Linked DNA regions of Homo sapiens: region 1 is linked to region 2. The links are chromatin loops, found by intact Hi-C in ENCODE. Cell type or tissue: heart left ventricle. All regions are shown on one strand. Each heading gives the region's core, and the rest is flanking DNA. Links, peaks and the distances in the headings are about the cores only.

Region 1 (12,392 bases), core at 6,727-11,726, 180 kb before region 2:
AAGTGACAACCCCAGGGGCCCTCCTTCTCCCCTGTGTCCAGGGAAGAGCATCCCCACTTCCAGTCACTCCAGCAGGGAAGTATAAGGAAAGGGCAGAAGAAGTGAGGGGTGGACATCAGACCACAGGGACTAGCTCTCAGGGCGTGTGGGGACTAGGTGAGTGGGAGAAGCGGATCACGCTGACTCCACTAGATCCAGTAGGAGTAGCCAAAGCTGGAGTTATTATCTACATGAATATGGGGAACGAGTTACCCATTTGTTGTCCCCTACTTGAGGAGGGAATCAACCCTGAAGTCTGGGCATTGGAAGGAACAAACTCAAGCTCCAGCCTTAAGCCTTCCCACAGGATGAAACTTTTCTTTATGCATCACAGAGAGAGCAAGGATGGCTCTTGGAGTCCTTACTCAGACTCATGGGGCAACCCCACAACCAGTGGCATACCTAAGTAAGGAAATTGATGTAGTAGCGAAAGGCTGGCCTCACTCTTTAAGGGTAGTTGTGGCGGTGGCCATCTTAGTGTCAGAGGCTATCAAAATAATACAAGGAAAGGATCTCACTGTCTGGACTACTCATGATGTAAATGGCATACTAGGTGCCAAAGGAAGTTTATGGCTATCAGACAACCACCTACTCAGATACCAGGCGCTACTCATTGAGGGACTGGTGCTTCAAATATGTACATGCGTGGCCCTCAACCCTGCCACTTTTCTCCCAGAGGATGGGGAACCAATCGAGCGTGACTGCCAACAAATTGTAGTCCAGACTTAGGCCGCCTGACATGATCTCTTAGAAGTCCCCGTAGCTAATCCTCACCTTAACCTATATACCGACGGAAGTTCACTTGTGGAGAATGGGATACGAAGGGCAGGTTATGCCACAGTAACAGTACTTGAAAGTAAGCCTCTTCCCCCAGGGACCAGCGCCCCGTTAGCAGAACTAGTGGCACTGACCCGAGCCTTAGAACTGGGAAAGGGAAGAAGAATAAATGTGTATACAGATAGCAAGTATGCTTATCTAATCCTACATGCCCATGCTGCAATATGGAAAGAAAGGGAGTTACTAACCTCTGGGGGAACGCCCATTAAATATCACAAAGAAACCATGGAGTTATTGCATGCAGTGTAAAAACCCAAGGAGGTGGCAGTCTTACACTGCCAAAGCCATCAAAAGGGGAAGGAGAGGGGAAAACAGCAACATAAGCAGCTGGCAGAGGCAACAGAAAGGAAGAGAGAAAGAAAGAGACAAAGAAGAAGTCAAAGAGAGAGAAAGAGAGAGATAGAAGTAGTAAAGGAAAAACAGTGTACCCTATTCCATTAAAAGCCAGGGTAAATTTAAAACCTATAATTGATAATTGAAGGTCTTCTCTGTAACCCTGTAACACTCCAATATCACCTTGTTGTCAGTGTAAACAAGGGCGTAGCCCGAAAGCACTGAAGCCACTGACAACCCATAGCCTTCCTATCAAAAATCCTTAACCCAGCAGGTTTCCTAACAGGGGATCTAAATCTTAATTAATTACCATACAAAGGTCTGACCAGATCTAGGAGGAACTCCCTTCAGGACAGGATAATATACGGTTCCTCCTCAACTACTAAGGAAAAAAGACACAATGGGTATTCAGTAAGTGATAAGGAAACTCTTGTAGAAGCAGTTAAGAAAATTGCCTAATAATTGGTCTGTTCAAACATGCAGCTGTTTGCACTCAGCCAAACCTTAAAGTACTTACAGTATCAGGAAGGAGCCATCTATACCAATTCTAAGTTAATATGGACTGAATGAGGTTTTATTAATAGCAAAGAAAAATTAAAACCCCAAACTTACAAGGTTTTCAACAAAAGTTTGCTAAAAGTTAACAGTGTAACATGTATTGTACTAACTTCTAATTTTATGGAAATCAGACCCTATCTGTTCCCCTCAAAGCTCAAGTCCGTCAGTGCAGAGCCATACAACTAATACCCTACTTAATAGGGTTAGGAATGGCTACTGCTACAGGAACCGGAATAGCCAGTATATCCACTTCATTATCCTACTACCACACACTCTCACAGGATTTCTCAGATAGTTTGCAAGAAATAACGAAATCTATCCTTACTCTACAATCCCAAATAGACTCTTTGGCAGCAGTGACTCTCCAAAACTGCTGAGGCCTAGACCTCCTCACTGCTGAGAAAGGAGGACTCTGCATCTTCTTAGGGGAAGAGTGTTGTTTTTACACTAATCAGTCAGGGATAGTAAGAGATGCCACCTGGCGCTTACAGGAAAAGGCTTCTGAAATCAGACAACGCCTTTCAAAACTCTTATACCAACCTCTGGAGTTGGGCAACATGGCTTCTCCCCTTTCTAGGTCCTGTGGCAGCCATCTTGCTATTACTCGCCTTCGGACCCTTATTTTTAACCTCCTTGTCAAATCTGTTTCCTCTAGAATCGAGGCCATCAAGCTACAGATGGTCTTACGAATGGAACCCCAAATGAGCTAAACTAACAACTTCTACCGAGGACCCCTGGACCGACCCGCTGGCCCTTTCACTGGCCTAGAGAGTTCCCCTCTGGAAGACACTGCAACTGCAGGGACCCTTCTTTGCCTCTATCCAGCAGGAAGTAGCTAGAGCAGTCATCGCCCAATTCCCAGCAGCAGTTGGGGTGTCCTGTTTAGAGGGGGGATTGAGAGGTGAAGCCAGCTGGCCTTCTGGGTTAGGTGGGGACTTGGAGAACTTTTCTGTCTAGCTAAAGGATTGTAAACACACCAATCAGCACTCTGTGTCTAGCTAAAGGTTTGTAAACGCACCAATCAGCACTCTGTAAAAACGCACCAATCAGCGCTCTGTGTCTAGCTAAGGGTTTGTAAACGCACCAAACAGCCCTCTGTAAAAACGGACCAATCAGCACTCTGTGTCTAGCTAAAGGTTTGTAAACGCACCAATCAGCACTCTGTAAAAACAGACCAATCAGCACTCTGCAAAATGGACCAATCAGTGCTCTGTAAAATGGACCAATCAGCAGGATGTGGCAGAGCCAAATAAGGGAATAAAAGCTGGCCACCCCAGTCAGCAGGGGCAACCCGCTCCGGTCCCCTTCCATGCTGTGGAAGCTTTTTCTTTCACTCTTCACAATAAATCTTGCTGCTGCAAGATCTTGCTTGCTTCTGATCTTCCTTCTCCTCTAGTGTTCCTTATCTCCATTATGAGTTCTTCTTTCCCAGTCATCAGTATTCCTTTGGGGTCTGTCCTGGGCTATCTCCTCTGTTCACCACACACACACTTTTCAGGCAAGCTTTTCCTCTCACATAGCTTCAAAAGTGGACCATATGCCAAAGGCATAAATGTAAAGCTTTGGCCCAAATCTTCCTCCTGAGCAGAAGTCTTACATGTCAACAACCACATGGGCGCCACACAGCATGCCTTGCCTGCAGTACACTCATCACTGAATTTAACACCTGGTTCCACAAACCTGCTCTGACCTCGTGTTCACCATCGCATTGAACAGAAACATCTTCCACTCTGTTGTTCAAGAAAGGAACCTGGGGATCGTCTGTGGTTCTATCTTTTTTACCAGCTCTTCTTCTACCTCAGGACAGTCATCTCTGCCATGTTTCATGAATCTGGCCACTGTTCTGATTTCCCACGAACACATCCCTGGTCCAGTCCACCTAACTTCTTGTCTGACTACAGCCGTGGTTTCTTACTGGTATCTCCCATTCCACTCTTCCCACTCCACAATCCACTCTCCTCACTGCAGCCAAAACAAACTGTGAAACACAGGACTGATCATATCACACCTTTCAAAAGTTTCCCATTGTCCTTAAGATAAATGTCAAACTTTATCATATACCTGAGAAGGTCTGGACTCTTCTCACCCCTCTCCTGACTCACCACATGTCACTCCTCCAACCTGGAGCCCTCATTATCCCCGGCCACACATACATGGCATGCAACCACACCAAACATCTTTCAGCTCTACAAATAAACCATGAGAGGCCCTCTCTCATCCCTCAGCCTTTGCATATGCAATTGCCTTGGCTCAAAACATGCTTCCTCTTCACCCAGCTTCCCGCTCATCTTTTAGAGCTCCATTGGTTGACCATGAGCAATCCCTCAGCTTCTGTACCTGAGGGTAAATCTCAGATTTTCTCTTTCAAAGGCAACCTCCCTCCCTGGCAGAAGCCCTGTTGAATAGGATCCCCTTGGAAATGACCTCAGACGAACAGTCCTCATTTAGGTTCCACATCTGGTGGCTGAAGTCCTATAACTTTTACCCCCACCAGTGCCAATTCTTCTTCTTCCCAAATGCCACTCTATTCTGCTGCCACAGGAGTTTCATCCATCTACTCAAGCAATATTTTTTATGCATAAGGTGCCAGTCCTTTGTGTCTCCCAAACTCTAGGTGACTCATGTCAAGGCTTTTTTAGTGGGCATCTCATAGCCCCCCTCACTAAGATTAAGAAGGTTACAGTCCCAGCACTACCACATTTTCTAACAAAATTCTCTATCTTCTCCAAAAAACTCTTCTTAGTCTTTTCAACCACCTCTGTAGGCTGGAGGTGGGTGGTCAGCTAAGAATTCCAAAAACACTTCTTGGCCAGTTCCTTCTCAAATGCTGCAAAGGAGATGGAGGTGAATTTTGGCAAGTTGGAGGAACAGAGAGGGGACCTCTGACAAAAAGGTACTAAGAAAAGAAGGGGGTTGTGACACGTGGCATGTGGCTAGTGGGTACTGAATTGGATGGTACCATTCTATACAAGACGATGAAAGCTTATTGCGTGCTAGCTGTGTCATGGGGCCTTCTGGTAGACACTCTTCCATACATTGTTTCATTTGATTCTTACTACAACCATACAAGATTGGTTATTTCCTCTATTTTTTACTTACAACTTAGCCAAAAATAATTTGCAATGTGTAACCACTAAAACTCACTTCACCTCCTTCAGTTCTTACATCTTCTCAGTGAGGCCTTCCATTGCCATTTCTTAGAAAACTGTAACCGGCCAGGCACGGTGGCTCTTGCCTGTAATTCCAACACTTTGGGAGGCCAAGGCAGGCAGATCATGAGGTCAGGAGTTCAAGACCAGCCTGGCAAACATAGTGAAACCCCATCTCTACTAAAAATACAAAAATTAGGCTGGACACAGTGGCTCATGCCTGTAATCTCAGCACTTTGGGAGGCTGAGGTGGGTGGATCACCTGAGGTCAGGAGTTCAAGACTGGCCTGGCCAACACGGTGAAACCCCATCTCTACTAAAAAATACAAAAATTAGCCAGGTGTGGTGGCGAGCACCTGTAGTCCCAGCTACTTGGGAGGCTGAGACAGGAGAATTGCTTGAACCTGGAAGGTGGAGGTTGCAGTGAGCTGAGATCATGCCACTGCATTCTAGCCTGGGCAACAGAGCAAGACTCCATCTCAAAAAAAAAAAACAAAAACAACAACAACAACAAAAACAAATATTAGCCAAGTGTGGTGGCACGCACCTGTAGTCCCAGTTACTTGGGAAGCTGAGGCAGGAGAATCACTTGAACCTGGCAGGCAAAGGTTGCAATGAGCTGAGACTCCAGCCTGGGCAACAGAGCAAATTAAAGAAGGCATTCAATGCGGTGAATTGATTTGAATTTTCACGAGGTGTGAGTAGAAGTTTGAGTCAGTCTTACTTTGCTATCGAGGACCAGAAGTCCCAACATGAAAGACATACATATAAGGAAATTCTATCTGAGAGACATTAAGTAATTTTCCTTTGGCTATACTGTGGCTAAGCATCAAAACCAGGCTTCAAAACTAGGTCTAGGCCGGGAGCAGTGGCTCACGCCTGCAATCCCAGCACTTTGGGAGGCCGAGGCGGGCGGATCACTTGAGGTCAGGAGTTCAAGACCAGCCTGGCCAACACGTGAAACCCCGTCTCTACCAAAAATAGAAAAATTAGCCAGGTGTGGTGGTGCACACCTATAATCCTAGCTACTTGGGAGGCTGAGGCAGAAGAATGGCTTGAACCCAGGAGGCAGAGGTTGCTGTGAGCTCTGATCGCGCCACTGCACTCCAGCCTGGGCAAAAAAGTGAGACTCCATCTCAAAAAAAAAAAAAAAGAAAACTAGGTCTGTCTCACTGCAGGTTTATGTTCTTTCTATTCCTCCCCATAGTTCCTGTACTTTCTGAAGGGGCTTGGATTTGTAACTGAGTCATTGCTTAAATTTCTGCAATTCTTTTAGTCCTTAAGTGCATACTTCATACTCAACCTATTTTAAGTATGCTGGCAGCTGTCTGCTCTCCCAGGCCCTAGTAAACACAAGTTCAGGCCATTAAGTGCTTTTACTAGCCAAATTCTCCTACCTTATCTTAGCAGCTATGTGCTCTACTTCTCATTCCTGTGTTAAACTTCATCCTTGATTCCACATTAAGCTTCCCTCCCAGATGTTACTGTTTAGCTGAAACAGAGCTGTCTGAGCAGGTATCCAGAGTTCTCAGAATGGTATGGAACACTTCTTGGCACATCAGATTTTCCACAGAACCCTGAAACAGAACCCCTCAAATATCAGATGTTGAGCATAATAGATGAGGTCTTCTAAAGCCCAGAGTAAACGCTCAAATGAGATGAAAACACAGTGCTTAAAAAACGAGTTCCTTCTTCAGAAAATCTTATTCTTAAGGTTTTAATAGTAGTCCTGTGCCCAGCAGTTAAGGCTATCATTTAAATCAAAGCAAGGAAAACATAAGCATGCTTATTTCACAAAGGAAGATTCTCTGAAATTAATAGCTCAAAACAGAACTACTGTCAGTTTCTGAGGTGGACCAAATAGGTATTACTTTAGAAAGCTTAAGTTATAGTGGATATTTTCATATAGCGTGCTGGGTATTGTTAACAGGATCTCCTGCCAAGAGATTCACATCACATGGGAAACCTGCATATCAAGATGGTATCTGGAAAATTATTTAGGTCCGGTCTCCTGAAAGAAGGAAATTAACTGTTTAGAAAACAGCTGACTTTCGGGACAGTGATTAAGTATAAACTAAGAGTGCAGAATGAAAATGGTGTCTGTTTTAAAGGATGGCTGTTTTAAAATGAAAAGGTAATGTGCTCAATTTTTAAATATTTTCCATGATCTTTGCATTTATACTTTAAGAATAAGATGAGGAAGAGGAAAAAGAAGTGTTTGCAGTTAAACACAAGGTCAGGCTTGGCTTTTAAACCTGAACCTATGTTCCCGCTAGTAGTGGAGTGTGCAGATGAGAGGGCAAGTTCGTGGCTTTCATGGGAGTCTGCTCCTCTTCTGGGGTATCTTTCTCTTTCTCTTCTTGCAAGCTTCTCAAAGCCCCCAGACTCTGCCTCCACGTAATTCCTTTCCACATTCTTCCCTTCACCTTCTACACTCTGACCTTGGAACATGATCTTCCCTCAACCTCTTTGCTCCCCTCATCCCTGCAGAGATGGAGTGCGCTGGCTGATTGATAAATCTGAAAATAACTGGTTGTCCTCTGCCCTGCATGGCCATTCTTCCTCTTGGGATGTGCCCGTCTCCAAATAGCACCACTAGCACTCTACGCCTCCACACCACCATGCTGATTAGCGGAGTATAGGTGGTGCTATGCTGCCCAGAGGAAAATCTCCCTTCATGGAAACCAAGGGTGGAAAAGTTACTTCCCTCTAACAAGAAACAACCTGATAAGGTCAACTTGACTCATTCTGGAGTTTGCACTAGGCTCTCACGCTAAGCTACTCCATTATCAGCAACTGAGGTTTTGTTTTGGTTTCCCATCTACCATTCCTTTATTTTCTCTCTCAAATTCTTCATAGCTCAGGAAAGGAATATGCAATGTTCCTTTGGAAACCCAACATTTGGCAGGGCGGCATTGTATACAGACATTGAAAAATCAAAACCAGAAGAGCAGAGTTTGGGTAGTAAGAGACGCATGTGATTGGGAGTCTTGTGAACCACGGGGTGCAGTAGAGGCCGTGACATTTTACCTTCGATTGTATGTGGAGGTTTGTATTAGGCCAAGTGGGTTTTTACAGGAGTGACGTTGGTCTGGGTAAGAGGTTTTAAAGCAGGCTGTGAGCATATTGAATCTAGAGGATCGTTGTGGCTTGTGGTGTTTTTCCTCAGAGAATGACTTTCTGTGGAGCCCTAACTGGTCTCCTTAGGCCTTTGGAGAGGCTGGTGGGGAGGGGCATCTTAAGTGAAAGGCGCAAGGACTTCAGAAGAGATATGGAGCGCCTCTCATAGTGCAATTCCTTCAGGGACTCAGGAGTTTAACTGGCTCAATGCCAAGAGTCTAAGTGGCTCAGCATTAATGAGACACTCACAAGATTATCACAGCATTTGCACCACCTGTTTTGAAATCAAGCCAATCCCCAGCCAAGACAGCAGCTGTCCAAGAAAAATTATATTCTTAGAACACGGTACCTGGTGCACCCAAAGGCTGTGGAAGGTACTCAGTGGTAACTGAGGCAAGGAAAGTCAATGGGGAAAATCCTTACATTAGCTTCCCCCTGATGCCTGTCAGTCAACACCCACTTTCTGGAATGTACTACCCATGATCTTAAACCCAACTGGCAGAAATTCCCTCCACACCTCTCACGGACTGCAAGAGGCCCTAGAAAGTGGGTGCAACATGGAATAAATTAAATGTGGGCAGCAGCCGCCGGTGGGCCCCTCTCCATCAACAGCAACATAGCAGTTTCACAGGGAAAGGCCCAGCGCCCACAGGTGCTTGGCAGGGCAGGTGGCCTCAAGATGCCACTGCTGCAGTTTCCAGGGGAAAAGCAGACTTCACAGGCCTTTTAGGTGTAGCTGGGAAAAATAATAGGTACTGATTTTCACCGATTTTCAAGGCAGCTGGGTTCCAACGTACTACAGAGTGCTTGTAAGGTTCTAGCTTCTAACTGGTAGCGCCAGGCCACTGTGGCCCTTGCTGTATCAGCCACCCCAAATTCCATTCTGCATTCAGGCACAAGGAGGGAACCATGAAGGGACCTTGGATCCATGTGGTTCATCTGTAGTTGATTCTGGACTGCTTAAATCTATGTAAAGATAGATTTTTTTTTTTTTTTTGAGACGGAGTCTCACTCTGTCGCCCAGGCTGGATAGCAGTGGCGCTATCTCGGCTCACTGCAAGCTCCGCCTCCTGGGTTCACGCCATTCTCCTGCCTCAGTCTCCTGAGTAGCTGGGACTACAGGCACCTGCCACCACGCCCGGCTAATTTTTTGTATTTTTAGTAGAGATGGGGTTTCATCGTGTTAGCCAGGATGGTCTCAATCTCCTGACCTCGTGATCCGCCCACCTCAGCCTCCCAAAGTGCTGGGATTACAGGCGTGAGCCACCCTGCCGGGCCGTAAAGATAGATTTAAGACGCCTCCTCCATCCCTAGGAGGCAACTTTCTTAGGCCTAAACATGCATTCTGGCTCAGGCCTGAAAACGCCTGTATACAGGGATGTTGGCTCAGAGCCCCTAGAGGGAGCCCTCACTCAACAGTCCAGGTACCAGAAACAGCTTGTTGGAAGGGGAAATGTAAATTAAGGTGTCATGCAATGGTGGTCTTTCCCCCAGGAATGATCAGTGTATACGGCCAAAATTAAGCCCTTTTTGAGCGTCCTTCCAATAGAAATTAGGATCACGAGTTGTGAGTTACAGAACACTGGGGCATCTTTGGGGAACTGAAACCAAGATTTTTTTTTTTTCCAGATACTATTGAGGTTCTACTATGGTCTCTGGCAGCACTAGGTACTGAGCTGTGGGAGCAGTGTTGTATGGGATGACTGCTTTAGTACCTGGGAATTAGCTTGTTTCGAAACAAGGGTGGTTGTGGGGCCAAGGCTATGATAATTTTGTGGTTAACTCTTCTGACTCTAAAGTGAGCACATCAGAGACTCAGCCTCAAACCTAGTTCCTTCTGGAGCACGGTAGGAACAACCACTCTCTTAAAGACAACTCCAGCTACAGCCTCTTGAAAGAATCTCAACTGGACCTAGGCATCAAAAACTCCTCTGGCCAAGGCTGATCTGAATGAGAAATCTGGCAGGATAGTCTTGGGATTTATTTTTCTTAAAGTTTTGTACTTCGAACTCAGGTGGACAAAATAATTTGATTTGCTTTAGTTCCTTTAGACTTTAATGCCTTTAGATTTTTTTTAATCCAAAGGGACTTAATCTTTGAATTTTTTTCTCTAAAAGTTGAATAATAAAAGTTAAACTTCCATTCAAATTTGGATATCATTATGTTGCTAGCATTTTATTCCTGGACTTTCATGCATTTTCTTATGGGAATGTTATGTTGGGATCTAATCTCAATGCAGAACATCTGATATGCTACATGCTACACGGGACGATGAGGTAGGAGAGAATTAGGGATGAGAAAAATGTTCAGTCTTTGGTACAGAGTAGCCTTTGAATTCATTTACTTACTAGTACACTGCTGGATCCAGAGCCTTCTGAGACCAAATGTTCACTGACAGCCCAAGCCAGTCACACCTGCAAAGGCTGGTGTTGGGAAGTGGCCTCAAAGGTGAGAGGAGGTCTGCCCTCTGGAACAGATGCTCTCCTCCTCCAGGCCATCAGTCACAGCCCTGGTTGAGCAATGGGCCAATGTTTCAAGAGAACTTAAACTGGGGAGCATGAAAGGGGAACACTCTTCCCTAAGACTTCCCTAGTTTAAATCTCCAGGGCAAGAAACACCCTCTGGCCTTTGTACTTCCACTTTGTACTTTGTCCTGGCCCTGATGTAGTAGTCCCTGATTCTAATGAGTAAATTTTTAGCGTCATTAAGTCTACTTGGCTCGGCCCACCCCTTACTTGTGGAATTTGCTCCCTGTTTACATTTTTCTGCTCCTCTAAGAGCTCTGCCCCTTTTGGGGTCGTCCAAGGTGACCGGTGGATGGATTAAGTCTGCCTAATTCCAGAATGCACTTTTAGCAGGTTCACTGGGCTAAACAGCTAGAAAGCCATGGTTCCAAGCTGGGTTCCATCAGCGATATGGACTTCACCTACTTTTTATTTCTCAAATGGTTCAAAACTCTGGCCAGGGAAAGGGTGCTATTTTTGGCCTTCCTCTAAACCCTCAATACCTACTACCTATACTTCTGTTGCTCTTAAAGCCCTTACAGTCTAACCTCAGACCTTCGATAACTTAAGTCAATCTGGGTAGGGCAAGATGCTGGGACACCCACTGGTGAACACTCAAGTGGGGGCCTTCCTCCTTCTCCCTCTCACTGTGACAACCTCCTTCTGTTCCTTTAACACGCCAGGCTTATTTGTGCCAAGTGGCCTCCTCTCCCCAGAGACCATCTTCTCCCGATTCAGACTACAATCTTTCAAAGCTTGGTGAAATCCCACGTTTCTCACCCTGTCTCCTTTGAACTCTTGCAGCCACCACACTATCTCACACAACTGAGCACTTTCTTACAAGTCATCTTGATTCCATCGTTGGTCTAGTCAGGGTTTCTCAATGTCAGCCAGATCGATACCCTGGGTGGGTAATTGTTGTGAGGGCTGTCCTGGCCTCTGCCCCTAGAAGCCATATCCTATACCCTGCCCCCGAGATTTGTGTCTCTGGGAACTGCCAAGTGTCCCCTAGGCAAGCAAAATCATCCCCAGCTGAGAATCACTATGATTAGACCAGAAGACTTTGCCCTGGATGGCCAATACCGCTGAGCAGCTGCCCAAAGCTTGGTCAGAAGGGCCTGGTTGGAAATTGAATAGGATACAAAGAGCTGACTCGGCAGATAAGTTTTTAAAACTTAATGACTGATAGAGATAATACCCCTTAAGAGTCCCTATACTTCTCTATCCAAACTAACATTAAGTAAAATCAGAAGCAAAGCTAAAATCTGTGCTTCCTAAAACACCTGAATGCTGGAATTTTTTTTTTTTTGAGGCATGATTATCATCAACTAAGGAAAGATTCTCTCCTACAAATTCAGATATACTAATTACCGATCAAAAGACTAAACTGAGTAAATCCACATGAAGTGAGAAAATGAAAATGGAATGTACAATTCTATTCAATTAGAAGCAATTTTAGAGAATTTTATTTAACTGTCAACTTATCACCAACATCTAACATTTTTTAGTTCAGGTACATTTGGGTAAGAACATTAGGGAGAAATGTAAATTAAATACTATGAAACTATGCTTTTAATGAAACATGGTCTCAGTAAAATATGGACACAAAAGTTTAGTGGTTTTATTGCATTGTTAGAAAATTATATTATGAAAGATATAAAAAAATCAATGTTTTTCTGCTTCTTTTATAATCAGTATGCCATCTTCTACCATTATGGCTTTAATTTTCATTCTACCCAACAAGTTTCAAAGAATAGTTTATTACATGCCTTAATAAAACATTTAAAATATTTACAGATTCAAAATAGATGTTTTATAACTGAAAAAAGTTCACCTGAGAATTCACCGTAAC
Region 2 (17,364 bases), core at 5,846-10,845:
AGCTCCTGATGTTTTACAGTTGTGTTCCTAGGAAACAGTTTTGAACCCCTGTTTTAAAGTAGTAATAACATTGCTTTAGCATAAAATACATGCAAATACTATCTTCCTTACATTCTTTCATCACTACAGTTGGCTACATTTCTAAAAGCCTCTCCTCTTCCTTCTTCCACTGATCAGATACTGATCTGACACTACATAATATGAAAAGAAGAAAGGAAAATACATATATTCCTGAAAAGCAATAATATTCAAGTTTATATTGGAAATAAGCCTGTGGCCACTGGGAACAAGGGGCGGGGGGAGGGGGGGGTTGCTCATCAAAACACAACCTGTAATGTTTCAATAATCCAGAGCTAGAAAACAGCCTGACCATCTCATTCAATTAGGTCTCCAAACATGTTTTATTATATAATACTATTGGTTAAAAAAAATTGAACACAAACCCAAACTACTTCTACGTATGTCTGCATATTCATTCATAAATTATATACCTGCCAATATATTACATACATTATAAAGCATACCCAAATATGGATATGTAACAGGATAAGACCGGATGCTAAACCTGGGGGGTGAAAGTCTGATAAGGAACAAAATATTTACATAACCTCAGTGTCTCCTACAAATTACTTAATTGAAAAGGGAAATGTGTGATGAAAACTGGAAGGCCACTTTCACCAAATGACCAAAGTTGACACTGCTAGTCATGAGATAAATAGACATCACATGCACTGTGAAACACACATCATTTCTGTGGTATTCCTGCCAAAAATGTACACTCTATATCTAATCATACAGACCAAATCAAATTCAGGGAAATTCTACAAAATTGTTAACCTGTATCTTTAAAAATGTTAAGAACTCCTCCGTATTTAAAGAAACCAAAAAAAAAAAAAAAAAAAAGAAAATGACAACACAGGCAATGTGCTATTCTGAACTGAAAAAAAAATAGTTTTGAAGAACATTATTGGGAAATTGATGCAATTTGAATATGGACTGTGAATTAAATAATAATAATATATCAATGCTAAATTTCTTGATTTTAATTATTATACCATGGTTAAATGAGAGAATGTTATTGTTTTAGACTATACTTACTGAAGTGTTTAGGGCAATGTGGAGCATGATGACACACATATATGCATACGTATACATACATGTATTTACACACATATATACATACACATATGTATATATGTATATGTGTGTGTATGAGAGAAAGAAAACCCCAGTACTGTCGTGGGAGGAAGAATAAGGCACAACTGGGGAAAGTTTAGTAACTGGTGAATCCAGTAAAGGATATATGGGAGTGTTGTTTTTTTTTTTTTTTTTTTTTTTGAGATGGAGTCTCACTCTGTCACCCAGACTGGAGTGCGGTGGCGTGATGTCGGCTCACTTCAACCTCTGCCTCCTGGGATCAAGCGATTCTCCTGCCTCAGCCTCGCGAGTAGCTGGGACTACAGGTGTGTGCGCCACACTTGGCTAATTTTTGTATTTTTAGTAGAGATGGGGTTTCACCATGTTGACTAAGCTGGTCCTGACCTCAGGTGATCCTCCCGCCTCAGCCTCCCAAAGTGCTGGGATTACAGGCGTGAACCACCACGCCCGGTTGGGAGTTCTCTATACTACTTTTGCAATTTTTCTCTAAGTTTGAAACTATCAAAATGCAGTTATCCTGAAAAAAAGACAAGGAGTAAATAAGGATAAAAGTTCTAGTATTTTCTTCCTGCACCCAATGGCCTGCCTTGGATACCCACTTTGGTGTCCACTGAGCAAAACCAGATGTTAGAAAGTGTCCAAAACTGGAAGATAAGGTACATCACTGATACGCATATAAACAAAGTTCCTTTGGGCTGTTACTGATTTTTGGATCTTCCATGCTGTTTAGAATAGAATAGGCTCACAATAAATACTTACTGAATAAATAATTGAAGAAAAAGGTAGCTCAGAGATACAGTAATTTATGTTTTAAAAATGAGGAAATAGAAACTGAAAGTGCTCCATTTAAAGGAAAAAGTCACACAGCTAATAAGAGTGAGCCAGAAATCAAGCCTATCTTCTGATTAAATGTTTAGAGTTTTGTGTCCCTAAGCATAGCTTAGGTAGTAAATGTCAATAATTAAATATTAATTAGTAAAATTCCTCATGTAATTATTTTTAAACATTAATGAGTAAAGCCTATATAAATTAAAAAAAAAAAAAAAAGAGGCAGGCACAGAGGCTCACACCTGTAATTCCAGCACTTTGAGAGGCCGAGGCGGGCAGATCACTTGAGGTCAGGAGTTTGAGACCAGCCTGGCCAACATGGTGAAACCCTGTATCTACCGAAAATACAAAAATTAGCGAGGCATGGTGGTGTGTGCCTGTAATCCCAGCTACTCGGGAGGCTGAGGCAGGAGAATCGCTGGAACCTGGGAGGTGGAGCTGCAGTGAGCCGAGATCACATCACTGCACTCCTGCCTGGGCGACAGAGTGAGACTCCATTCCAAAAAAAAAGAAAAAAAAAAGAGAAAGAGAGAGAGACATGCTTTAAATCCCCTATGCATCAAACAGATCATCTATTCCTGTTCTATTTTTCTCTTCAAATTACTTGTGTCATATAAATGATTTAGGTGGACTTTACTTTCAAATCACAGTCTGGGAGGTGGTGGTAATGGGGATAACAATGGCTATTTCCCTGGCTCCATATCTAACCTCATGTAAAACTCCTGAAGCTATCTGTCATTAATTTTGATTGTCAGAGATAAAAAATCACAAAATCATAGATTTTTACAATTTGAAAGAATAGTCTAAATTATCTAGTCTGATCTTGCATTGGAGAAAGTCAATAATAATTTCTTCTTTACTGGAACCCAGAAGACTCAGCGGATATGTTTCTAAATTAGTGTCATGTATTTGATAAGTAATTATACAGACATCCAATGAAAACTGTCAAAATGTCTATTGTTTCCTGTCCAGGACCTATTTATATAGACATATTTATGCTCATCCATTAGCAATTCATAATTAAACCTTGGCACATCAAGCTACAAAAACAATCTTATAAATAGATGATCTGAAGAACAAATCAATATGTATTATAGGCTAGAATGTGGTTCTGCCTTTGATTTATTGGTTCTATTTGTATCGTTTCCTTCAGTGTAATGTAATATGGGGGTAGAAGACCACAGTTAGAGAGATCTTATTTCTGCAGTCATGAATCTGTAACATAGCTTTCCACATGACGCCATTCAATAGCCTAAAAGGTCATAACTTTGGAGTCCACCATAGCTCATCTGTTGCCTCCATCCTAAGCCACATGCCTGGAAAGGTTTTTAGTTACTAAACAAATAGGGGAAGGGAAAGTCCAAGTCAATTGGTTAAGAAAACTTTCAAACTTTATGGAAATTAATTCCAAAATTAAGGAGATTCTTTACATTGCAGGAGTTTGAGACATGGATCCATCACTGGAATAAATATTTCTCTGTGCTGAGGAGACCACTACAAGGGATCTTGGCCCTTTCAAAGTTAACTAGGGACTTTTATTTGGGAAAGGCAAAATTCTAGACAGTTTGGCCCCAGTGAGCTAAAGAATTTGGGGAAATAATATAATAAAATACCTTTATCATAGGGAGAATTTTACTTTTAAATAGGGATTTAGACTGTATTGTTGGTGGATCTTGAGAGACTTATGTCTGAGTAAAAGCATTCATACGCAGGACAGAAGGAGTCAATGCCTCAAGATGACAGAAAGGATGTCAAAGTCTACCTTCATTTTATCCAGGTGGAGGAATAATAAATGATACTGAACTGAGATTTCCAATGCTCAGTCTAGACTATGTTGTTGAAGCTGTACAAATGCTTAATGCATGAAGAAATGTACTAATATCTATTGGGAAGCAAAGGGCAACACTGCACCCGTGCAGGAGGAAGTCAGACTTGCTCCAAAGCAGGATTTCTCATCCTTGGTACAACTGACATTGTGGGCCAGGCAATTCTTTGTCGTTGGGCACTGTCTATACATTGGCGTTGTAGGAAGTCTAGCAGCAACCTTGGCCTCACTCACTAGATGTCAATAGCAAACCTACACTCACCAACCAAAAATGTCTCTTAAGTATTGCCAATGTAGGGTGGGGCAGGTGTGGAGAATTTCCTGATTAAGAACCACCACCTAAAGGAAGTGGAGATTCCCACTATCAATCAACCTGACAAGAATTAATCCTGGGACAGGAAGAAAGTGAACAGCAAAAGGTTTCTTCACTCTGCTACCCCAGAGATTGGATTTGAGCCTCTTTCCTCAGCAAGGGAAACCTACTTAAAAGAGCTCTCACTGAGAAGAGTAAATATGCTGTCCCTTTTAACCCACTTAATGCCTGAGGTTGCAATTTTTTGAATTTGAAAAATCAGATCTTGGCAATGACCTTGAGCAGTAGGATATAAATAACTCCCACATTTAGTGTTCCAATAATGGAACACTAGGCATAAATTTAATATAGTTTCGGGCAGACAATTAGGTGTAGAAATACTTGGGAATGAAATTCCCATTAAATGACTGGGCTGCACCTAATTATGTGGTGTAAAATACCCAAATCATTGTGATTGGGGCATTAACAGCTTAAACTCACAGCCTGATGGCATCTGGGATACTGAAATTTCACAAAAACCTAAGTACTAAAATGAAAGAATACCTTTGGCTACATCTCTGTCTCCATAAACAAAGTAAAGAACTGAGGCAGGCCTTTGCTCTTCTACTCATTTGCTCAGCAAGTATTTATTGAAAGTCTGTTACAAGCCAGGCACCGTCTTCTATTCTTGCTAGCCAAGTCAGTCTTGGGAAGTGCATCTCCACAGCTGGAAAATGAACTCAAATCTCATATCTTACCCAGAAGGCATCTTACTCATATCAGACATCATAGGAAAGAGAAGATAGAACTTTTCCCCACATTACTATATATCCTGCAAACACTTGTGGAGAAATGTCTCCATTTACTGTGTATTTATGTTAATGAAAATGTAATTTCTGGAGGCTGAGTAAATATTTAAGAAAAATATCTTAGGTATATAAAAGTGAGGTTTGGTTTTCAGTGTTACCCTGCTGTGGAATCCTTTTGCAAAGAAAGTCATACCCTGAAGGGATGCAAATAAAAGGGATAAAATTGGTCCTTCTCTGCCGGGCGTGGTGGTTCACAACTGTAATCCCAGCACTTTGGGAGGCCAGGTGGGCGGACCACGAGGTCAGGAGATCAAGACCATCCTGGCTAACATGGCGAAACCCCATCTCTACTAAAAATACAAAAAATTAGCTGGGTATGGTGGCGGGCGCCTGTAGTCCCAGCTACGTGGGAGGCTGAAGCAGGAGAATGGCATGAACCGGGGAGATGGAGCTTGCAGTGAGCCGAGATCGCGCCACTGCATTCCAGCCTGGGTGACAGAGCAAGACTCTATCTCAAAAAAAAAAAAAAAAAAAAAAAATTGGTCCTTCTCTGGTTGATCTTGGTACAGTCCCCTGCCTGACACCCTCTCCCTCCCGAATCTGTGAGAGACTCCTCAGAACACAGTTTAAAAGCCTCTCCCTTTGGGAATATCCTAAAGAAATAAATCCTTCTGGTTAAACATAAAAAAAAAAACTTAAAATCTCCTGTTATTAGAAATCTCAGAATAAATATGACTAAAAACAAATCAAAATTGCACTAATTTTAATTTATGCCTTTGCAAATTACATATGCACCCTTTTGCCCCATCCTGATATGTTCCCCTAGATGAGATGTTACTCCCCAATCATCATTTTATACATTTTAAAAAGACATGACAATATAAGTCTCACATTGATTTTGATAGCCTCATATGAAAACCCCTTTCTGATGTTTTGCCTGAACACACTAAAATTATGTAACATTTTTCACCTCAGAAACAAAAAGACAACCAAATTAAAAAATGGGCAAAAGATCTTTGAGATATTTCTCCAAGAAAAGATAGAAATGGCCAATGAAGCACAGGAGAACCTGTGTAACATCATTAGCCATCAGAGAACTGTAAATCAAAACCACAATGACATATTGTTTCACACCCACTACAGATGGCTAGAATCTAAAAGGCACAAGAAGTGTTGGCAAAGATGTGGAAAAATTGGAACCTTGATACACTGCTGGCAAGAATATAAAATGTCAACCCGTTTGAAAACAATCTGGCAGTTCCTCAAAAGGTTACACATTGAGTTATAATATGAGCCAACAATTCTACTGCTAGGAACCTACTCAAGAGAATTGAAAACATAGGTCTACCTCAAAAATTGTACACAAATGTTTATAGCAGCGTTATTCACAATAGCCAAGAAGTGCAAACAACCGATTAAATGTCCATTAGCCTATGAAAGGATAAAATATTATATATTCATACAATGGAATATTATTCAGCAATAAAAAGAATGAAGTACTGATGCATGATACAAAGTGGATGAACCTTAAAAACATTATACTAAGTGAAAAAAGCCAATCACAAAAGATTACATATTATATGATTCCATTTGTATGAAATGTCCAAAATAAGCAAATCCATAGAGACAGAAAGTAGATTATTGGTTGCCAAAGTCCAGAAGTCAAGGGTCAGTGGGGCGTAACTGCCAAAGAGTGCCAGATTTATTTCTGGGGTGAAGGAAATGTGAAGTTGGTGATGGTTGCACAACTCTGTGAATATACTGAAAACCACCGAATTGCAATAGCCAGGGTATAGGATCAACCTACGTGTCCAAGTGTCCATCAGCAGAAGAATAGATTTTTTAATGTGATATATCTATACAATGGAATACTACTCAGCCATTTTAAAAAATGAAATCCTGTCATTTGCAACAACATGGATGAACCTGGAGGACATGATGTTAAATGAAATAAGTGAGGCACAGAAGGACAAAGACCACACAATCACGCTCCTATGTGGAATCTAAAAAAGTTGATCTCATTGATGTAGAGAGTAGAATAGTGATTACCAGAGGTTGGGGAGGGTGGTAGGAAGAGGGGTATGGGGAGGGGTTATTCAGTGAGTACATAGTTACAGTTAGACAGGAGGAATAACTTCTGGTGTTCTCCTGCACAGTAGGGTGACTGTAGTTAACAATGATGTACACTTCAAAATAGCTAAAAGAGAGGATTTTGAATGTTCTCACCACAAAGATATGACAAATGTTTGAGGAGATGAATACGCTAATTACACTGATTTGATCATTACACAATGTGTCCATGTATGAAAACATTACACTAGACCCCATAACTAAGTACAATTACTACATGTCAATTAAAAACAAATAAAACTGGCCAGGCGCATGGCTCATGCCTGTAATCCCAGCACTTTAGCAGCCCGATCACTTGAGGCCAGGAGTTTGAGACCAGCCTGGCCAACATGGTGAAACCCTGACTCTACTAAAAATATAACAATTAGCCCAGAGTGGTGGCACACACCTGTAATCCCAGCTACTCGGGGAGCTGAGGTAGGAGGATCGCTTGAACCTGGGAGGCAGAGGTTGCAGTGAGCCAAGATCGCACTGCTGCACTGCAGCCTGGGAGACTGAGCAAGACTGTCTCAGAAAAATAAAATAAAATAAAATTGTTTATAAAAATATATATAACATGAGGATGCAAAGACATAAGGATAATACAATGGACTTTGGGGACTCGGGAAAGGGTGGGAGAGGAGTGAGGAATAAAAGAATATACATTGTGTACAGTGTACCCTGCTTGGGTGACAGGTGTACCAAAATCTCAGAAATCATCACTAAAGAACTTATTCATGTAACCAAGCACCACCTGTGCCCCAAAAACATATTGAAATTAAAAAATAAAAATTAAAATGAATAAATAAAACATTCTTCAATCTGACTTTTCTAAGAGTCTGTCTATTTTTCTGACATTTCAGTTAATCTTCTAAACACCAAAGTACCCAATACAATATTTCATACCAAAAAAATAAATAAGTGGTTTCTCTACTGGATGAGATAAAATGCTTTATCTGGAACAAAGCAAACTTTACAGTTGATTGTAGCTTAATAATATACTTTTAAAAATTTCTGTCAAACAATTTGGTAATAGATTTCATTTTTTTATTTTATTTTTTCTAAATTTGGTGATAGATTTCAAAAGCCATAAAATGTCTATATCTCATTTCAATGACTTTCATATTACATACACAAAAAGCTAGGTATGTTGTAGAAAAATGCTTATAATATTTACGGAAAAAATCATGTTATACATTCCACGTTACTGTATATGCAATTATATTAAAATGTCTATTCACATGCAAAAGGCCTAGAAAGAATTAGATAAAAATGATAGCAGGAGTTCTTTAAAGATATCAGAATTCTTGGTAATTTTTCAAAGCTTTCAAGAAAGTCCTTCCCACCTTTTTCACACGGAGAAGAAAAAAAAAATCAGTAAAAATATAACAAACCTCTCGTACATCATTGGTCATAAGCCAGAAGCGATTCTTTAAATTGGATTCAGCCAATGCTGAGTTTATAATCCTAGAAAATGTTTGACTCTCTTTCTCCATCCAACAGATATGATTTAAAATAACAGTTTCAGCAACTCTTCTCATCACGCCTCTTAAGACAAATTCTCCCAAACTTGATCCAGGGAGACCTCCTCTGGAGATGAGAGAGAAGTTCAGTTTGGAGTTCAAACCTTAAGCAGTGTCTGAACGACTCCAATAAAGAAAAACTGTCTTTTAAAATACCTTAGTTAGCGTCTCTCTTTGCATCTAGCTTACGCCAGCCAAGCTAGAGGCAACATAATCAGCTACACTTTATGAAATAATGAGAAAGAAATTCTCAACAGAATCATCAAAAAATGGAGAGCTAACTACTTGGGTCAAATTCACTTGGCCCAATATATCTTGCTTGAAAATAAAGACTGTTTGGGAAAAGACATGTTGCAAAATGAATTTCCACTTCAGTAAAGTCTTAATGAAAATAACGATCATTAACAATCCTTGGAAAACCAAGCTCATGTATTTATAAATATAAGATATTACCATATTTCCCAATTTAACAATGTATCCTAGCAGTTTGTTTTTTTTTTTTAAATGGAGTCTCGCACTGTCACCCGGGCTGGAGTGCAATGGTGTGATCTAGGCTCACTGCAACCTCCACCTCCCGAGTTCGAGCAATTTTCCTCCTAGCAGTCCTTTATTGCTGATATTGACTCTGTAATACCAGCACTTTGGGCGGCTGACGTGGAAGGATTGCTGTAGGTCAGGAGTTTGAGACCAGCCTGGGCAACATAGCAAGATGCCATCTCTTTAAAAAAATTTTTTTAATTAACTGGGCATGCTGGCATGCACCTGTCGTCCCAGCTATTCAAGAGGCTGAGGTGGGAGAGTTGCTTGAGCTCAGGGGGTTGAGGCTGCAGTGAGCTATGATTGCATCACTGCACTCCAGCCTGGGTGACAGGGCAAGACTTTGTCTCAAAAAAAAAAAAAAAAAAAAGGAAGAAAGGGGCCTGTTAGGCCAAGAGCTTGGTGTGAACAGGGGCTCAGTGACTGGAGGACCCACCTCCTGCCCCGGGAGAAGTGAGGAGGCCAATGTAGCTGAAGTTGAGGGATGAGATTGGAAGTTCTACAGAGGTTCCAAGGCATCCCCAGGGAGGTCTTGAAATCTATGCCAAGAACTGGCTGTCATTTTCTAGCAACAAGAAACCCTAGGCAGGGAAACTAGTTACAATATTGCATCAACCAAGATCTCAAGTAATAAGTCCCAAGCCCAAATGGTAGAAGTGAGAATGAAGAAAAAGGAACTTGAGACTTTACGAAAAAGAAAATATATATATAATGAAAGAATTTGGCCTTGGCCCTACATCTAGCCAATTATTTAGGGAGACACTTCAAGTACTTTGGGGAAGGAAACAAGATGAGTTCTGCAGAAACACACACAGGCATATAAGTAATTAAGGAGGGGGTCCGGCCCACTTGTATGTGGTCTGGAAGGTTGTATAAAATACCTCCACTAGCCTGCTAGCCATGTTACTTCTAGAAGTTGACTTTTCCTTTTTTTATTTTTTATTTTTATTTTTTTGAGACAGTCTCACTCCGTCACCCAGGCTGGAATGCAGTGGCGTGATCTTGGCTCACTGCAACCTCCGCCTACTGGGTTCAAGCAATTCTCATGACTCAGCCTCTTGAGTAGCTGCGATTACAGGCACGTGCTATCTACCACACCCGACTAATTTTTTTGTATTTTTAGTAGAGACAGGGCTTTGCCATGTTGGCCAGGCTAGTCTCAAACTCCTGACCTCAGGTGATCCGCCTGCCTTTCCTCCCAAAGTGCTGGGATTACAGGTGTGAGCCTCTGCGCCTGGCCCCTTTTTTCATTTTAATATTGTTGTAGTGGTACCCAGAGTTATCATTGCTTTCAATGTAAACAGTAAGGATATGTTTCAAACATTAGATAGGAGTCACTCTCATGTCATTATCCTACCATATCATTTTTTTTTTTTTTTTGAGACAGAGTTTTGCTCTTGTTGCCCAGGCTGGAGTGCAATGGCACGATCTCAGCTCCCTGTAACCTTCACCTCCTGGGTTCAAGCGATTCTCCTGCCTCAGCCTCCCGAGTAGCTGGGATTACATGCGCCCACCACTACACCAGGCTAATTTTTGTATTTTTTAGTAGAGACAGGGTTTTGCCATGTTGGCCAGGCTGGTCTCGAACTCCTGACCTCAGGTGATCTGCCTGCCTCGGCCTCCCAAAGTGCTGAAATTACAGGTGTGAGACACTGCGTCTGGCCCCTACCATATTTTTTTTAATGCAACATAAAAAAAACTTACAGAACATGTAATTTAGGGGATGAGTATTGCATTTCCAAAAAAAAAAAAGCTACACATAAATTTAATTTAAATAACAAAGTCCTCCAGTACCTTCAGTCTGAAGAGTTTATAAATAGAGACATAATTACTGAGGATTTTTCTATCATACCACCACACTTCACACACACACACCAGAAGATACATTTACAGGCTATTCGTCATATAGATCTTCTTTGACTTCAATATGGATCACATGATTAATAATCCTCAATTCCTTCATGAAATTTTTTGTAGGACTCCAACTGTGTGTAATCATGCAATCTGAGTATTCCAAGCAACTTTATCAAAACTCTTAGAACAAAAAGAAAATAGTCAGACATGGAAGAGAAAATTTGTATTTGTGACCTCCTAATAAACATCTTTTAATCCCCTGTAGCCAAAAGTCTAGATACAATTTTATGTTTGAAGCATGGCAAACCAAGCAAGGAAGGAAGGGTTTGTAAGGTACTAACTGAGGTTTTGCAGAAGTCTGGCCCCAAAACCCATACTGTCCACCATCATGCTATACTGTCCGACCACCATTCTGGGAGTCTCAAAAAAATTGTAAGGATTTCACAAACTTCTCAACACAAAATATATTTCATTCGCTTTTTGTAAAAATTAAATTTTGTGTGTGTGTGTATTTTTATTATACCACCACACTTCACATACACACACCAGAAGATACATTTATTCACAGGCTATTGATTATATAAATCTTCCTTTGACTTCAATACTGGTCACATTATTAATAATCTTTAATTCCTTTATGAAATTTCATATCTATATTAATGAAAATAATAATCATTAATAACCCTTGGAAAACCAACCTCATGTATTTATAAATATAAGATATAATCATATTTCCTAATTTAACAATTCATCTTAGCAGCCCTTTATTGCTGATATTGACTCTGTAATACCAGCACTTTGGGAGGCCAAGGTTGGAGGATTGCTTGAGGTCAGAAGTTTGAGACAAGCCTGGGCAAGATAACAAGATCCCATCTGTAAAAAAAAAATTGTTTTTTTTGAGATAGAGTCTCACTCTGTTGCCCAGGCTGAAGTATAGTGGCACGTGATCTCAGCTCACTGCAACCTCTGCCTCCCAGGTTCAAGCGATTCTCCTGCCTCAGCCTCCCGAGTAGCTGGGATTACAGGTGCCCGCCACCACACCCGGCTAATTTTTGTATTTTTAGTAGAGACAGGGTTTCACCATGTTGGCCAGGCTGTTCTCAAATCCTGACCTCAGGTGATCTACCAGCCTCGGCCTCCTAAAGTGCTGGGATTATAGGCGTGGGCCACTGCGCCCGGCCCCCACAAAATATTTTTTAATTAGCTGAGCATGGTAGCATGTTTATTTCTTCTCCCCTTCCTTTTATTAGGGTGACACGTGATATATAAGAAATAAAGAATCACAATATGTTTGTGTTCTGTTTCACACATCAACAATAATTTACTCAGCCTCTAGGTGCCACATATCATACCAGGCTCCAGGAATCTGATGGTGACAACACCTGACTATCAGTGCTTTTATGGCACTTACCACCTAGTAGGAGATGTAATCAAAAGGAGATCTAATCAAAAGATCCTAGTAATCAAGATATCTCGTTAATAAATGGGAAATCCCAACCAGCTAGTACTGTGAAGGAAAGGTGTCTACTCTGAAGCTTTGCAAGTATAAAAGAATGGGATTCACTGGGGTAGGCACTGGCGGAATCAAGTGCAATTAAAAAGAAGGATCCAGAAACAAAAAGTTATGAGTGAGTAAAATCAGAATGCTTTAATTAATAGAACTGTATAATTCCCTATAGCAGAACTGTAATAGTAATAAAAGCTATCAAGATAAAAACTTACCCTACTATAAAATGTAGTCAGTCAACTAAAACGTTTACATTATTTTGAAGAGCTATCCCAGTGGCTTCTTCACGTGATGTGGGAATGCCATCATTTAAGCAGAAATTAAAATTCACACCAAGCCACAGTGCTCTGCAGCCTCTGGGCACATTTACGGAAAACATAGTGTGGTTTTGGGTGGTATTTTGGCATTTTTAATTTCATGAACTAAAATGTCTTATTTAAAAAATTAAGTTTTGAGTAGGAAGCATTCCTGGTATTCCTTTTGCTACTCCATAAAGCACTTAATCTCCAATAGCACCACTTGAATCATTGCTGTAACCCCCTTGCCTCCCTGTCATCCTCACACTCAGCCTGTCCCCTGCCCATTGCCCCTGGTCCTTGCCCAGTAGGCAGTGCTCAGATGTAGAGTGAGGGGGGTAGGTACTTACTTCCTTTGCTCAAGCAGGGTGATTTCCTTTTTGACCTCATGGTATTCTTCTGCTATTTGGCAGTGCTGTTTGAACACCTCCATGGATTCCTCGGAGTCATGACAAGGCGGCAGGGGCTTCACAAACAACAAGAAGAAATTAGTCCATTTCTTTGCATCAGGATAAATTACCAACCATTTTGCTCGCTGATGTTCTTTAAACGAAGGTTTTTTCTTCTTCTTTTTTTTTTTTAACGTGAGAACAGCATTGTCAGTCAACATTCAACAGAGTTCAGCTGATTCTATTTGACTGAAAATAGAGAGGTGGACAGATAGTCTCCACATTCATCTCCCAGTGTCATTCATGGGCATCTCAGGCCTGAGCCAGAGCCCTGAAATCCATTACATGTCAGTTACCTGCCTTGTGATGGAGTAAAAATAAGTCTCCAAAGGATTCTACCGTACTCCCCGGAAATCTTAGACTTTGCTTTAGAGAAGAGCAGTGGTGGGGAAATAGTTCAGTTGTCTGTTTCAATTATCCCTTGCTTTCTGTTTCTGTAGCCAGGAGGTATAATCTCATCTTGCAGAGTAGAGAAGAAAAGCTCTCTTCTGAGAAATGCATTTGGGCTAAAGAAAGATGCTGAGCCAGAAATAATGCTTGCAAGGATTAAGCAACCTGTAAGAAAGGCCGGATCTCCCTCCCCCTAAAAAAAAACCATCCCTATAAGATTCATGTTTCTCTTTTTCTCCCATCCATGAAAGAAGCAAAGGCCAGCGTGGCAAGCCTTTCTGACCGCAACATGGTGAAAACCCTACTTCTAGGAATTATTTTTAAAGAACGAGTTTTCCCCAAGTTTATTTTTCTAATTTCTTGTTTAGCAATGCGTGATTAAAAGTACTACTTTTAGGCCAGGTGGATCACTTGAGGCCAGGCATTCGAGACCAGCCTGGTCAACGTGATGAAAACCCATCTCTACTAAAAATACAAAAATTTGCCAGGCATGGCGGGGCCCACCTGTAGTCCCAGCTACTTAGGAGACTGAAGCAGGAGAATCGCTTGAACCCAGGAGGTGGAGGTTGCAGTGAGCCGAGATCATGCCACTGTACTCCAGCCTGGGTGACAGAGTGAGACTCCATTGCAAAAAAAAAAAAAAAAAAAAAGTACTACTTTTAGGAATACTAGTTAAGAGTTTTTTTTTAAATCACCCTTTTCAATTATATATAGAAAAAAGTAAATAAAATCTGAGAAATATCAGTTTATTGTGAAATAGGCTCTTCAATCTTATCCTTTCTTCACAATGGTCTCTCTCTATATATAAACTATGTATCTGACAAGGTCATATTGTCACTAATTTTATATTAGGAAATTGAGAACTAATGAATTTTTTACTATTTGTTCCTCTCATTATATTCTTCAAGGACACAGATTTCTGTGGGTGTCATATTTATTTCTGTGATCCCTCCCATGATGTAATAGAAATTCAATAAAGTTTACTGTCTGATTGATAGATAAGATGACATTCCCTATGTATCATGAGGCCTCTGAGTAGAGATGTTTAAAGGAAATAAAATTCTAAATAGATTTAGGTCAAATTTACCTTCACGTGGAACATCTGTTATGTCCCAGTTCATGGAAAATCTCATAATAATCATATTAGGTAGCACCTTTCTCTGCTGCCCATGAACACATTCACAGCATAAACTCAGACTGTTGGAACCATCATCCCTTTCTATACGGGATTCAATTGAAAAATAACGCACAGTAGTACTACAGTATAACTCGCCCCATGAGATAAAGCTATTGCCAAAGGAATTCAGAACTCCTGGCTCCTCCAGTCTGTGCCCCAGAAATCGCTACCCACTCATCAATTTTCACCTGTTACACTGGCAACTTACCAGGTATAACAGTAAGGGGAATGAAAGCAATTTATTCTGGGCACCATAGCCAAGCTGTTGAATCATCTGTGCCCTGTTAAAGGATTTGCCTCCTGGAAGGCCCTAAGACTCTACACATCAGATCCTGTCCTTACAAACACCACACAGGCTATACTCAGTTGAAACAAGAGCTCAGTACGTGTAGGTACCTGAACCATGAATTCAGCACAGTTAACTATGTGGCAGCGAAAAAGTTCTAGAACTCTACATAAAGGATTCACAACTTTAAGATAACATAGAGAGCAGCCGTGTAAAGGGAGATATGTCTTTTGCTGCTGTAATTTAAAAGGAAAACTGAAAAGTACATTAATAACTTTCTTAAGAAGGGAGAGGCCTTCCCTGCCTCACCCCCAGCTTACCACCTGTAATGATTTTTACTAAGTGGGAAATGTTGTCATTTGTTCTTTTTTTACTACTGGCACCTCTTAATTGTGGGAAATTCAAGATGTTGTTATCTATAGGTAGAGCGATCATGCCACTAAGCATATGTGATGATAGGTAGTACATATTTCAAGATATCCACACGTGCTTTCAGCAGCATGATCATGCTATCTATACATAATAATATTTTCAAGACTTCCCATCATAAAGAAGGGACAATCAAAAAAGAATAAGCCTAAAATACTTTGTATCCAGTTTTCAGGGAGTACAAAGATTCCAGGGGTCACTTCAGCCTCTGGATCCTAAAAACTAAGCCTTCAACTTGACATAAAACTCAGCACCACTTCAAATGTTCCAAGTTTGTATGAAAACATTAAAGAGCAATATAGATTTCTATTTTTTAAGTAAAGAGGAAGGTTATATTGCATAACCCACCAAAACATTGTAAAATTCTCTCATTTGTTGCCATAGGAAGAGGGAAATAAGGAATTGTTGTTTAATGGGTACAGACTTTCTATTTTGCAAGATGAAAAAGTTCTGGAGATCGGTTGCACAACAATGTGAATATACTTAACACTACCAAACTGTACACTTAGAAATGGTTAAGATGGTAAATTTTACCATATGCGTTTTTACCCATAATAAGAAAAAAATCAATGCAAAAAAAATTATTTCATTAAACCTTTCTGCTGTCTCTAGCCCATCTTCTAAGCAGTGCTACCAGGGTTACCTAGGAGAGGCTGACTCCATTTGTACTCAATCTTTTGCTCTTTCCCAAATTTCTCCCCAGAGAACTTCAAATTTCTCACCCCTTTATAATCTCGAGCCATTCACTGGTAACCCCAAACATTGTTGAGCAAATCAAAGTGCTCTCCGGTCAACGGAATCTACTGTTCTTAGAGGGCAGTTGACATCATTGGCCATTTACCCCAGCCAGGAAACTGATCAAAGAATTTGCTTAAATATATATGGTTCTTGTCCCAGCAGGAATTCTGGTGAATACAAGTATTAAGATATTCAGGTTTTATACCTAATACAAAAAGTGGCACTATAGAATAATGTGATGTGTTGTTCCATGTAGGATGGAATAACTCTCATTGCTTTGTGATATAATGTGTGTATGTATGTTGTATCATCAGGTCCTGACTGAGGGTAATCCTCTCTTACCTTACCTTTTGAGAGGTAATCCCTCAAAATAAGAGACAATATATGGCCAACAGTATTAATCAAACACAAGCTTCTGCCTGAGGAAATCGATTCTTAGAATTCAAGAATCAGGTTTCCAGTTTAAAAATGGAGTGTCAGTACGCTTAAGTAACATGACATGTAAAACACTGGCACTCATGAATTAACTGGCTGTACGTGGGTTTATGTAACACATGCTCAAATTAAAAACTGTAAAATAACTTAAAAGAATACCTGTGGGTAACTAGATGAGAAAACATCTATTAACTTCTTGGAATAAAAGAAACACTATTTCAGTTCTCATTGCTTGATTTTGACTATTCTTGTCAGAGAGATTTTCATAGTTATAAGCCCATGCTGGGAATGGATGTACGATAAATAAACTCTTAATGTTGATAGTTAATTATTTTTCACATCAGGAGGAAAAAAATTCCCTTGTTATTTTCTCCACAATGATGCTACATCCTCCAATTTTGGATACACTTATCCCACCTTCCTGCTTAAAGAATGAAATATTGCACTCCAAAGAAAAGGAATCCAAAGATAGTTGAGTTGATAAATTGAAGAATAAAGATACTGCTAATGTACTAGAGCACAAATTCTGTGCGGTCACAGCAGCAGCTTTTCAGATGCACTCCCTGCCATCGTATCTGGTTTACTATACAACGCAGCCAGTTCTTAGGAGGTGAAATTAACACCTTCTCCTAACAGCGCCTCAAGCCAACTTTGAAACACATGTTTCCAAGACACAGACTGGGGCTTGGGTGAGGTCACAGCCCAGGAGGAGATACTTCCTC

Evidence for each region. Peaks named below come from ENCODE experiments on the same cell type or tissue, not always from the same donor. Only the 100,000 strongest peaks of a DNase experiment are listed, where the experiment ranks them.
Region 1: a loop joins it to region 2, with 2.9 times the contacts of the local background. A loop is called at or near these places in 51 of 110 quality-filtered maps.

What each region holds. Positions count from the first base shown.
Region 1 is chr21:29,345,735-29,358,126 of GRCh38, reverse strand. BACH1 (BTB domain and CNC homolog 1) reads right to left here. Exons shown (of 5, transcript NM_001186.4): 5 at 11,979-12,392. Among named protein-coding and RNA genes, the nearest start is that of BACH1-IT2, 21 kb to the left of the region's middle. In heart left ventricle, for the core only: a CTCF peak has its summit at 9,431 (motif pointing right); no DNase peak of the experiment used is centred there.
Region 2 is chr21:29,155,781-29,173,144 of GRCh38, reverse strand. MAP3K7CL (MAP3K7 C-terminal like) reads right to left here. Exons shown (of 5, transcript NM_001286620.2): 4 at 13,089-13,204. Among named protein-coding and RNA genes, the nearest start is that of LINC00189, 29 kb to the left of the region's middle. RefSeq lists a silencer at 8,483-8,777. In heart left ventricle, for the core only: a CTCF peak has its summit at 8,616; a DNase peak (open chromatin) is centred at 10,094; H3K27ac peaks cover 1,154 bases.